Linked DNA regions of Homo sapiens: region 2 is linked to region 1. The links are chromatin contacts, found by Hi-C or POLR2A ChIA-PET in ENCODE. All regions are on one chromosome and are shown on one strand. Each heading gives the region's core, a stretch centred on a gene start or an enhancer-like site at or near the end of the contact. The rest is flanking DNA. Distances are from core to core; before and after follow the strand shown.

Region 1 (6,769 bases), core at 1,649-4,148:
CTCTTTCACAGATAGTGGTCTACTCTGAAGACCTGTTAAAAATCAGTCCCATTTGGGCACTGATGAAAGCATGAGGAGAGAAAGAAATGCACCTGTAATAAGAAATTAATTTGGAGTTAAAATAAGTAAAACATCCCCACGCAGTGCATTCAGGCTAAGCATAGAGTGACAGCCAGCAGATTATTCTACCGATTTCTAATGCTGGAAATTCGGATGGCATTTACTAGCATAACCTTTCAACTCTGAGCACATCAATAGAGGCCGACAGTGGCTTGAAATATGATTCCTTGCAGATAGCATATCCTCATTCATCTGACTGTGCTGCTCTGTGCTCCATTGCACAAACAGCGTCTCACCCACTTCTGAGAGGACACTAATAAAAAAGGCATCAATTTTCAGCTCTAGTACTACTGTGATCTCTTTATATGTTCGACATCCAACATTAAATTAAAATGCTGTTATAAATCCTACTTTCTGAATCTGGAATGAGTGTTGGGTTTTTGTCGCATGAGACTGCAGCAAATCTTGTCAAAAGCAAGGAAGCACGTCTTGTTCACTCAGAATTAATGTTGTGGATGAAAGAAGGAGGTAAAAGGGGTTGAATATGGTGAACTGAGGGTGTCAGAGGCAGTGGGGACTGAAGCTTCAGGGTGCCACACCAGGCAGGGTATTTGCTGCTTTCAAGAAGTGGCTAATCAAGAATTGTAATTATCAACGACAAGCTGTGTGGCAGGAAGATTACTGATCAACAGACATACACATCCACACATCCATACATATCAACAGAAAAATTCTAGGCGTAAAAAAATTGTCGATTATTACCCTGTGGAAGAAAAATACTTTCCAAACACCAACGGTCCTGAAGAAGCCCTGTGGATTCTATCAAATCTCTGCAAAGAGGCTGCCACTGGGATTCAAAGCCAAATAGCACAGGTGACATGTTTTCTGGGCCTTATGTCATTGTTACATAATTTTAAGGTTATAAGAGAAATACCTTAAATCACTGGATTGCAAGAGAATAATATTGTTAGATACTGACATGTATGACTTAAGACAGTTTCAGAAGGGTTCTATGTAAAGATGACAGGGGAGGGAGGAAAATAAAACACCCTGCAACTACAGAGAAGAAAGAAACTGGTAAGGTTTTTCCACTCTGCTCAAGGTGGCGATGCATTATAGGAGAACATTAGGGATTTTTTCTACTCTTTCTGATGAAAAGATCCCTGCCAATATAGATGATCACCTAAGAACTATGAACTAAAAGGCATTAGGAGCTTCAACAAAGATACAGAGCACAGAGCTGTATTCTTCTGCCTGGCTCGTTCATAATTATGGATGAAATAAAGAGGCGTGTTTGCCTATTTGGAAGGGTGGGGTGGAAGGAAAAGGGGGGAAGAACGAGCAGTTCAATATCTGGATCGAACAGAGGAACTTTTTCCCCCAAGGATCCTGCCGGGAGGAACCTTGACATGCACAAAGTCAGAACGTAGACAAAGTTGCCCTGGTGAGAACGATAAGGTCACCCGTGGGATTGCTGAGATTATCTCTGTCAAGCACTCGGACAGCATGCAGTCAAATGATGCATCATGCAGTCATTTTCGGGGGGGAAAAATCAATTTCTTCACCAGGTCGCTATTTGCTTTTCAAAGTGCCCTTGTAGGCCTTCACCACCAAGCATTTATCAATTTAAATGTTGTAAATTGATAATGTGCCACTGTGCCTTGTACTGTTTCTGAATTATTTTGATACTTATATTTTCTCAATAGTCTCCAAACCCTCAGAGCTTCCACATTCAAAAGGGCATTTTTCTTTGTTACACCCAGAAGTGATGAACTTTTCATGATTAGTGTACAGGAGACAAATGTAGACTTGCTGGTTGGGGTGGCAGGGGGGTGGTCACAAGCTGCAGAAAATTATATATTTTTCTGCTTTTTTTTAAAAAAATTAAGGTATGTCTACTTGAAACGTTTTGAAAAGGGGGGCCATAAAGCAGTATTTGCATTCATTTATTAAAAGAACTCCAGTTATCCTAGCATTGAATACATTTAGAACACCAACTGCAAAAATGCTAACACTTGGCTCCATCATTGTAATCCCTCTGCTGTGTTGAAATAATACCTTTTTTGTCTTTATATTCCAGCTCTTTAGGATGTCATGATGCCAAACAAGAATAATAACTTACAAGGAAAGCTAATGTCTTCTTTTTTTTTTCAACCCCACTAAAGAAATATATATATCTTCTACAAGCAGGGAAGTAAGAGTATTAGCCACATACTAACCTCAACTTGATTTGCATTGAAAAACACAGAATGGAAGAGTGAGCCTTGCACTTTGGAAAAGCAAAAGAAAGACATGGCGGTTGCAAAGCATCTTTAACCTCCAGTGATTTATTGGCCCTCGGCCAAGTTATCAGGGGAATCTAATTCTTCTTTATTATTCAAATAAACCACATTTGGCACCATGGTTCCCTTTCAGAATAGCTTCACAAATAGACTGAGCTCTGTCATTTATTTGACCTTGTACTTGTGTGCTGTAGCTGTAATTTTATTTGCCATTTTATATAACAAATGCAGAGAAATCTAAAATATGGAGATGAACAACAGGATAAGGAAAGGAGTTTATGGCAAATATATCTGCATGGCTTAAAAAAAATACCAAATTTAAAACAACCACTTACCCCCTTTCACCTTCACCTCTATTAACTCTTATTATAATCTGCAGCCACCCTGCCCTTTTCAGCAAGCTGCCTTGAATCAAGCCAATTTGTAACCTTGTCTGCAGCTACCTTCTGGCTGGCTTACAATAGTCAGGAAATACCTTATATAAGGGTGAGGACTTGGTGAGAAAAAGGGAAGTGACTCATTATGTGCAGGAGGGGACTGGAGGCAGTGGGGGGTGATTAGAACACATTTCAAGAGAGGTTTTAGCTGGCACGTAGGGTATTTTCTAATGGTATCACCCCATACAAATGTGTAAATTTCCTGGCTTGCTCTAGATCTCATTTTTGTTGTAAACAGGACCCTATATTAACTTGAATGCACTTTGCTGGGATAGGTGTGCATCAGAATTATCCTGTCTCACCTCACTTTCCAGAAAAAATGTTTTCAGAGGATGTGAGTCCAATTGTATTCTCTGGTTAACTGAGTCTCTCATGTCCTCTGCCTCTGGCAACGATAATGTGAATTTCTCATGAGGGCTTAGAAGAAAATGCAGGATGTGAGTATGGGTGAAGGAAAGCCAGTTTGAAACCCTGTAAACCACCAAACTAGCCAATGCTATTGTGAGGCCTGGATGCGGGAACAGAACATCGCTCTCCGATGGTCTTCCGCACAGCTATGGCTGGCGGGGAATGGGCTTCTGCCTGCTTATGAGATTTGTAATTTGGGTCTTTGTGTTTGCTGTGTAGATCACGACAGCCTTGCTGTGAATATGGACTCCAGTGGAAGCAAATCAATGTCATAATCTACAGGTTAGCTCTTCCAAAATCCTACGTGAGATTTTCAGATTTCAGTCCCAGAAAAACTTTGCCTTCCTTAAGAAACAATGGTTTTTCATTTTTGATGGTTTACTGGATTTCCCTTTTTGCTTTGGTTACCATGAAGCTCATGGTTACATCTGAAACTTTAATAAAGACCATTTATAATAAATGGTCTTTTTATGAGCCTCTTTGTTGTGTTTTCCTACTATGTGGTAACAGTTTACCTACTTTTGCTTATCTCCTTTTCCTTATTCCCTAGTTCTATTTTGACATTATTTTTATCATATGTGTTTATGTAAGCTATTTGAAATCCTTTGTGGAAAGAGGAGAGTATAAGCCAACAAATAAATATTTCTCTAAGCTTTAAATCCTGTATCAACTAGAAATACTTTTTATTTATCATGTAAAGTCTCTTTTGGATTCTTTGGCGATTAAGCCCCTTACATTTTGGAAGAGATTTCATAAACGCTGGCTATATATCATTGCTACATTTTCAGTGTTAGGGAACCCATTCTGTTTTCTTAATTCATTTTCACTTCTGCCTGTTCCATTATAGCTAGAAAGCAGAGCTGTCATGAACAGCTCTGAATGCCATCATCAGGTATAACAAGTTATTCAGTCTCTATGCAAGCCAAACTCAGCATCAGTATGTGGGAATCTTCCTTTAAGATAAGGCCTCTTGGTGAGTAACTGGGCATCATTTTTACACAGGAAAGCAAGTCAACAGTGCATACTTCTATAACCTGAAACCAGTTCTTGGATGTTGTTAGGTTAAATATATACATCTCTCCTCTCTCTCTCTCTCTCTCTCTCTCTCTGTGTGTGTGTGTGTGTGTGTATGTATGTGTATCTGGCAAAGTCAAGAGGACTGTTGAGGAGCTTCAGAAATCATCATCATTCACTCATTCCCATAATTACAACAAGATGAGAATACTTTAAAGAGAATACCTGGCATGCACATGCCCTGGACACCAGGAGCTGTCCCACCCAAGGGAGAGTCAAAGAGAAAATCCGCTCTGGCTGTCTCTATCCCCATGCTACACAACAGAGCTCAGTAGAAGTTTCCCTATCTTGTTTTCTTGTGAGCCAAAAAAGAATCCTAATTCTATCCTGAGCATAAGCTGTTTTAAAGCCACCACATTTATGTACACATTGAAAGAAAATAAAACTGAGGAAGGGATATCTTGAGAGTTAGCAATACAGACATAGCTATGCTCTGTAACAAACTGACATGCTCACAGTCCTCCTGAACAATTTCACTGGACAAGTCTTTGATGACAGAGTTACACATTGTCTTTATTTAACAAAACTATTTGGAAAGGAAAGGAGGGTCCATAACTTTACAGATTCCTTATCACTGTCTAGAATTTGATAGAATAACCACTTAGCCAAAGTTGTAGCATACAAGCAGAGCATTTGGTTTGCATTTGATTAAGGGTGTGTGTGTGTGTGTGTGCTCATAAAAGAACAAATGCTTAATTTACTTAGAGTATATTTACTTTGTATATCACCCCACAACCCCTAAAACTGAAAAAGGGCATTGATGAAACTTGGAAAGAGTTGTATCTTGGGGACCTCTATTTCTCTATTAGGACTCAAACTGGGTTGAAAACTCTTTTCCAGAGTTTTAGCATAGATTTTTTGTTTTTCCCTCATGCTTTGGGCTTTTAAAAATATATCATGTTCTTATCAGATTCTTTTCATATTAATGCAGAACTATACTTAAGCTTTAGTTTTGAACTCTAAATACATAAACTGGTATACGCAAAAATCACTTTTAAATACATAAATTGGTATATGCAAAAATCACTTTCTACTGATTGACCCCTCATCAATTCAGTTGTATAGTGCTGCCAAATGAAGGCCCATGTCTCCTATCTCATAGCCTCTACCTGCATATTTGACAGTTTCTGCCAACACTGAACACATCCACCACAGGAGAAGAAGGCAATGGCACATTTTGGCCAGGGTCTGCCCCTGGATAAGTCAAGATGCCGACTACTGGTACGTGCTTTAAAACCCATTATATATAAAAGCAAGGACTGACTGCACAAAAATTGCCAGATACTGTACCATGTCTACACAGTTGCTTTATTTCACAGAAGCGTCAATTATTTGTCTCAGATTTTACTTAATGATACAGTAGAAAAGCAGCTAAATAAAATACTTTTAAGGAGAAACCAGCATAGGGTTAAAGCCAAATTTTTCTTGAACAGATGATATTTCAGATGGCCGCACTATTCCAGATGCATCAATTTCCTTGAAAATCCGATCCATATATGTGCATATGCTGTGCTGGCAGGAGGACTGACTGAAATGGCCAAAACCCAAGAGCTAATATTCTTTTGGCCAGAATAATGCAATTATTATTTTCCTAGCTATCAGTCTAAGCATACAGAGCCATCTGTTATGCAAAGCAAACATACACATCTCAATTACAGAAAATGCAGTTGCCTTGACAGAATTTGGATTACACCACTAAGCAGGGCTGTAAAATGTGTTTTGAGCTAGTATATAATGGATGCTTTTCAGGAGTTCCCTAATTAGCATTTACCTGCTTAAACTAATTATTCACCCTTCTTCTTTACTGGCTTATTAAACTTTGCTGGATACCCTGCATGAAACATGAATATGTGCATTGCAGAACAACAAACAGTGGTGTTTCCAGTTCTGTATGGTAATAACAACATCGCGACATGGTGGCTCACCGATTTCAAAATTGAAGATTCTCAATACTAGGTCCCAGACAGATTAAGACAAGGCTTAAAGTCTGTTAAAGGCTATTACAAAACCAGATCTTTCAATAAGATACAAGAATAGTAATACCGAGTTAACAAAAGCTCGGTTTCTATCATTTGGTTTGCTAAAGTCCACATAAAATAGAATTACTCCACACACTATAGCTGAGAGCTTGCATGTTCTTCAAAAGGCATTAACAGACCAGACCCTTGTTTGGATTCTCAACAGTAAATAATCAAATTTGGCAGTGTTTCTCCTCCTTCCCCAAGCCTCCTTACATGCCAAATCTCTCTCTCTATTATTTTCCAATGTCTTTCTTGATTTAGCTATTACCCAGCAAACTCACTCACAGCCAAAAGAGTCCAGCCTTGCTGGATGTCTCCTTAGAGCTGTGCCAACTTTCAGAAGCAACGAGTCTGGGGTAGGTCCTGCTTTAAAGGAGAGAGACAAATCTTATCTCTATCTCTAGCTTCAAGGGGCAACTGAACGAGCGGTAGATTATCCAACTTGGCAGATTATCACACACACACAAAATCCCTCCCACTGAGGCAG
Region 2 (6,769 bases), core at 3,091-5,590, 110 kb before region 1:
AACCCTAATATTGTACCCTTTCCTCTAATCTTGGCCACAAAACTAACCTGTGAAGCTTGGGGTGAGCCACTTAGAATTTCCATCACTTTTTCCTCCAGCTGTAAGACAAGGATAACACACTGACCTGCCTCAGAGGGATGTGGTGTGAATTAACTCCTGTAATTAGTGGTTTCTGTGCTCTGCATACACCAAGAGGATATGAATGCCAACCATTATCACAGTGGCCTGGGTAAGCGTTGTTGCTAAAGCTATACTTGGGAATAACTGTTGGCAAAGAGCTGACAACTGGAAGTTGCAAACTTTACACAGAAGCAATATTTCCAGTATTTTCCCCAAGCAATCATGAGTAAATTGCTCACTAGGGGTGGAGATGGTTTCCAGCCAGTTCTGCCTCTTCTGATCTGTGCACCCTGCAAAGCTCAGTCAATGCTAGGTAACTGATCCTTCATAAGTAAGTCTGCTGTTTAGTGCAGATGAAGAATTCAGAGTGGTATAATTTGGACAGGGAGGAAACTTCTGTGCAGTGGAATGTATTAAAAGCAAATAACTTGTACTTTGTTCAAGGCAAGAGCTATAGAAATAGAATTTATAATTTTTAATTATCCAATGACAGAGACGGCCACCTTTTTTTTTTTTTTTTTTTTTTTTGAAATGAGGAAAAACAGGTCATAATTAACAGCTTGTCTTGGGTTTCATTGTAGAAACTTGCAAAATACATCCCTATCAATCACTATTGGCAAAGAGAAGTCAAAATTATGACCTAGAAAGCTGTATGAAAAAACTGTTAAAAATAATGGGTTTAAAAAATTGACTTCCTAAACCTTCAATAGAAGATTTGGAAAAAGAATGCTGCATATAAACTGAGAGAACCTACTGTATATTTTGATAAGAGGCCTGTGCTTCTATTATTCAACAAAACATTTGCTACCCTGCAAATATCACTGTATTAATTTATATAAAAGCTGTATTTTTTTTCTGAGTTGTAACCACTGTGATTTAAATTTTGAAAGAGAAGAGAAAGTTAGTTTCAGAATGGCATGCAGAACTGTGCCAAGATCCAACATCTTCTCTGGGAACAAAAGGGAGGCCGCCCTTCTGTAGCTAGTTGCGTCATCAACGTGTGGGTCAAGGAATTAGGTCCCAAAGGATTCCTGGGGTTGCAGCTGTGCCTTCTGGGAGCTGGCCTAGAAGGGTGGAGCTCAGCTATCGGGCCAGGAGAGCCTAGTGGGAAGGAGAGATTTTACTTTAGCTCCCTCAGGCAAGATTCTAAAAGTACAGTTTGCTTTGCAAATGTTCTCATTTTACACACAAGCACACCAAAGTGTGAACACACACAAATTAAGGTGATAAGTATGCCTAGGCCTTGCATACCAGAAAAAAGCAATGGAGAACATTTTTCCCTTCTGTGGCAGTTCCAGGGGATCTTGTTTAGCTTAGCTGGGGATAAAGGTGACAGTTAAAAATAGCCTACTTCGCTCATGAAAAAATGGTACTGCATCAAGGTAGCTTTTTTGAGGCAAAAGAATCATTCTAGGTTTGGCAAGGTAGTCCTTGTAAGAGCACTGGCTTGCTTTTGGAGTGCACCCATCATCTTCATTTCAGGATTGGCAAGAAGGTAAGTTCTTAATGATGACATAGTTAAGAAACACAGATAATTTTGGATAAAAGCTGTGTTTATGCCTAAATGATGATCTCTTTGGGTTACACAAAAGGATTAGTAGTGAGGCTGCTTTCTGACTGCTAGATTTGCCGCATACAGGCACAGCTGGGTATTAACAGAAGTCAGACCGATTTGGGGGACTCGTGAACTTGTCCCGATCATTGCTACAGCCCCAGTAGGAATGCATTTTAAATCAATCCATCAGAGATCACTATGGTAGTTTATCTGATGGATTTATCTTTGCCTATAGTATATGAATATGGAAAGCAATTAAATGTGTGTTTACAGTTTGATAAACATTCATCATAAATTATACATTTTAATTTCATTTATTAGTTGGGGACTATGGAAAGCAGGAATTTCATTGCATACAAACTGCCATTCAGATTGAAGGATTAGCAGTTTCCTGAAAAGGTGCAGTAATTGTCCAAACAAATTCCATTTCTATGTTAAGTTAGTCACTACACTGTTTGTTTGTATTCAGAATTTTGGAAAGGCAAAAGTAGCATACCACTCGACTACACTGTTTGTCACTTACCCTTCCAATAGCTCTAACTCTGTCATTAAGTATAAATCTAGTGTGAATGAACTTTCTATCATTTGACACTTTGTATGAATGCTGTACTCACCATGTGAATTTTGAGCCCTATTTATGTATAAAAGAACTTGGTCCAATCTTTTAGTATTAGCATGCTGAGCAGTCTCCATGATATTATCTCACCATAAAATGACTCCAAAAATCTCAGTTATTAATGGGATTAATGGTGATAACATAATTCCAGAAAGTTGCTACTCTATATGTAGATATATTGGCAATAAAAATCAGTCACTGTATGCCTTTCCCCAGTAGGGGATCTCTCACTTTTCCCTGATTTTTAAAGGCTTCAGATCAATAACTGGAGTGACATTATTAACAGCTCCCTCAACACCTTGGCCAGCGCTAATATTAAATCCATTACACCTTCTGTTTGACATTTGCAGTACAGCAGAAAGTGCTGTAGATACAGTCACATTGTCTGGGGACTGGGGTTGGATGTGGGGTTAGTAAGATGGTTTCCCTTGCCTAACTTCTAAATTCAGTTCATTGATAGAAATCTTGACCCAATACAAAAAATATCCCTTCACAACAATATACCAGATGGTAAATAATTCACCCATAGAAGTACAAGTATATGTCATATCCAAGCCGTTTTTTTATACAAAATATTGATCCGATCCTCAGATAAATTTTTACGTTCTTTATGGTTATTCCTAGACATTTGTTAGTCTAATTATACCGCTTACTGTGAAAATCATCTAATGATGTCAGAGGAATTGAGCTCCTGTTTCTGTAGAATTAGGAGTAGTCAGCAATTTACCATAGCACAGAGGCATAAGTTGAAACTGAAGTTTATTTGCATTCAGGCAAGTACTCTACTGTTTCCATTTTGCTGGCCTTAAAAACATTCGGGACATAGCGTAAGTATAATAGCATAAAAATCATACTACTATAATGATGATCCTAATGCCACAAAACAGGCTAGATTTTGCCTGAAAATTTAGACAAAACATGATAACCCATACTTTACACAACCAATGGGTTAGCCATGCAGCTGTAGTTATTCATCATCCAAAGTACTGCCTCATGCATTTTGCTAAATTGTCTAAATCCTGGTACAGTATTGATTTTCCCCTCTATGAACTCACACCCACCCAAAAAGCCACAAGAGCCCCTTGCCCTGGCTGAGTTCTCTCTGAAGTAGGATCCAGGCATGTTCTTCCTGACAGGGGTCCTACAGAAGAAACTGATCACTCGCTGGTGGGAAGCAAACCACTGGAGACAGAAAGGGAATTTTATCTTAGAGAAACATGAAAATGAAAAAGCTAGTTACCAGAAGTATATGCATTACAATCTTATTTTAGAAAGAAATACAAAAAACCCCACCAAACACATACATACCTACATACACAGGAACAGGAACAGAAACTAAATCTAGGAGGGTACGTAGTGCATATATATGAATAATGGTTATTTCTAGATAGTTGGGATGGTGGTGGTCTTTACTCCTTTTTCCCTGAATTCAGGAAGAAGGAGTAAAACACAACACTTTTACAGCCTAATATAGAGAATATTACTATTTGCCTTCAACATAGGAAGAGTTTTAAAGTTCCTCCAGGATTTCTTGAGAGCTGCTTTTCTGTTTACTAAGCATTTAAAAGGCATGGCACTGAAATTTAAGAAAAAGATGAGGATAGTACTCATAATCCCAAGATGGCAGAATCATTAAGAGTAATAATGAAAAGGCACAAGTAGATCTGCAAAAAGAAAACCCTCCAAATGCCATTGGTCAGAGGTTCTGTGCTCCTCATACTGCGGGAGCCTGCAGGACAGCAAAGGGCAGTCTCTTCCAAAATGTTCCAGTCAACCCCTAAATAGGCACTCTCGGACTTTATAACATTTTAAACAAGGCCACTCATTTATCTTTTGCCTGACTTAAGATTTCTCTGAGATAATACATTGACTAAACTGTTAAAAAATGTGCATACATATAAAATATTTATTTGGGTTTGCTGTACAATCAATGGATCTTTTTTTTCTCCTCCATTATCCTGAGGCTGAGTCAGGACAAGACAATCTCAGGGCTGACAGTTCAAAGAGACAGAATTCCTATTGTGGCATAGTATCACTGCCTCTTAGGCTGGCTTAGTCACTTATTTCCTTCTATTATAATGCCAAATGTTATTTAGATTCCAGTCATTTAGTAATGCTACACTGAACACATCAGGGCTTCTGAAAAATTCCATACCTACTAGTCCTTTCATTTTCATAATAACCATATATCAATATCCCTTTCCCAACTAAATTACACCGTTTAAAAAAGAATCTGTGTTTTATCAGAGTTCAAGAGATTATGATGCAATGAACAACAGTCTTCAAAAATGTTCCTTCATGTTAGTTATTAAGAATTAGGAAATCTTGTTAAAATTCTTTCAGCTTTTAAGAAACATAAGCAGCTTTGTGATGTAGTGCCTGACATGAACTTTTTAAGTAATTCCCTTGGAGCCATCATCTGCATTAGTGAAGATATTTCATTTAAGGTAGCACCCTACACTGCTTTTCAGTATTTGAGCAGTCAGTCAATCTCATTGCTCTTTTAAGCCCCAGATAGAAAATAACCAACACTGCAGACTTTGAAGGTTAAGGTAGCTTAACGTTCTCTACTGGTGAGAGTCACATTCACCATCAAGGAAGAGGGCCTCTTCTTATGCGAGTGTAGCTGATGAGCCCAAGTCAAGTGATGTGGAAGGCAGAGTTTTCAATCTCACTAGCAAGGATGGCTAAAGGAAGGCTGGTGAAGGCAGGGGAAGGAAACCTAAGTAAATTTGTAGTATCTTTCAATCACACTTCAATGTTAAATGATTGATAGAGTACCTTTAAAGGAGAGAGTTAACAGTTGAAGGAGATATATATTCTCCTACAGTCTAGAAGTAATAATCTGTAAGAACTGTGTTCTACTAGTGTACCTAGGGTTATTTTATGCATGCTAGGGCTTCATAGAAGGCATGGGATTTATGAGAGTTCTTATATTGACATATTTATTTGGGCTTGCTGTCGTATTTAGACTCTAGCCTAGGATACTCTAGCAGAACTGGTTTACAGGCTGTGGATTTTTTTTTTTTTCTCCCAAAGTCTCACTGTCAACATGTATTTGGGGAGACATCAAACTCAGTATGAATTGACAGGATGATCTAGCTTCCAAGAAGACCAAATTTAACCTCAGGCTGCATTAAGAGAAGTATAGTAGCCTACCCTGAGAAAGGTGACAGTTCCTCTGCTTTGCACTAATCAGAATATATCTAGAGGGCTGTGCTATTCTCTTCACTGTATTTTTAGAGGGTTCTCTGCAAACTGAAGCACAGCCAGGGCAGGATGACTAGGATGGTGAGGCTTTTAGGAACACGCCATTGAATAAGGGTTGTGAATTAGCACTGTTTGACCTGGAAAGGAGAAGGATGACAGGAGGAAAGGAGGATCTGATGTAATTGACTTCACATGTGTGAGAAGCTAGGATAGGGAAGAAGGAGTAAATCAGAAATGTCCCAGAGGGCAGACCTTGGATCAGTGGGAAGTTGCAGCGAAGCAGATTTGGGCTCCATATCAGGCATAACTATCTACGAGAACTACTCAACAAGGGAGTGGGCAGCCTCGCAAGTTCATGAGCTTCCTATCAGGGCAGAATCTAGCAGAGACTGGAAAGGCTGCCTGCTGGTTTTGCTGTAGAGATTTGGCTGCGTATGTTGGAGGTTGGATAAAAGGATCATGAAGATCCTTTCAAACTTGAGCATTTGTGATTCAAGGAAACAAACTTTTCTAAGACCTTCCCTCATACAAAGGCTTAGAAACTTAAATTCTTTCATGCTGCGTGTTTGAGTCATGAGGAAGAGGTTCTCCAACATCAGGATGAAAGAGTAGAAAACCGTTTGCATGTGCTGTTTCTCAAATATGCCCAGATATGAACATTCTATTGACTAAAAAACAGTTCCAGTTATCTCGCTGACATAGCTGCTCAGTAAAGTCAGTGAGCTATGGTATAAGAATATATCACTTGCCCACCTGAACAAAAGTATTTTCATTTTTAAAAGGTAAAGAATAATCTTAAATATTCTCTTTTCTCATGTGTGGGGCTCACTGAAGAAGGATGATCACCAATGCTAAGAATAATGAATGCCCTAGAAACTACAGTTAACTTCAGTGAGGAAAATGGATTGGTTCTTAAAATACTTCCAAGAGTCAAATGTGTGTTGTTTTTTTTTTTTCCTTCTGTGTGAGAAAACATATCGTGATTACTTCTAGGCAGGCCAAATTATTGTCTTCGAAGTATGTTGAGTTATTTTAATGTTAATCTTAACATAGGTTTTTCTATTTTTCTTGTTAATAAAATGCTTTTGTATTACGAATCTATTTTAAAACAACAGATCAAGTAAAGTACAAGCATCTTTGAAGAGTGAAAAAATAATTTTCCAAGTAAGCAAATACAACTTTGCACTTCAAATCAGGCCTTGATTCATCAAAAAATCTTAAACTTCTCATGAGAAAAATTAACATTTAAACCACTGCTGCTTGGCCAA

What was found. Hi-C counts contacts between places; a loop is a spot of excess contacts on that map. ChIA-PET counts read pairs that join two places held with the same protein, here RNA polymerase II (POLR2A).
Region 2: a loop to region 1 is called in a map of chondrocyte, with 2.2 times the contacts of the local background. The contact joins two enhancer-like sites. A Hi-C loop is called at or near these places in 1 of 168 maps with a recorded cell type or tissue (chondrocyte). POLR2A ChIA-PET finds 5 or more read pairs at or near these places in 2 of 52 experiments (GM12878 and endothelial cell of umbilical vein).

The regions. Positions count from the first base shown.
Region 1 is chr14:33,561,065-33,567,833 of GRCh38, reverse strand. All of the region lies in intron 5 of NPAS3 (neuronal PAS domain protein 3), which reads right to left. Among named protein-coding and RNA genes, the nearest start is that of SNORA89, 140 kb to the left of the region's middle. RefSeq lists an enhancer at 2,769-3,298. Within about 2 kb of position 2,898, at least 2 of the 41 ENCODE cell types and tissues checked have a DNase peak (open chromatin) inside an H3K27ac peak, as active enhancers do; they include endothelial cell of umbilical vein, where a contact is called at or near this core.
Region 2 is chr14:33,677,307-33,684,075 of GRCh38, reverse strand. All of the region lies in intron 6 of NPAS3 (neuronal PAS domain protein 3), which reads right to left. Among named protein-coding and RNA genes, the nearest start is that of SNORA89, 28 kb to the left of the region's middle. Within about 2 kb of position 4,340, at least 2 of the 41 ENCODE cell types and tissues checked have a DNase peak (open chromatin) inside an H3K27ac peak, as active enhancers do; they include endothelial cell of umbilical vein, where a contact is called at or near this core.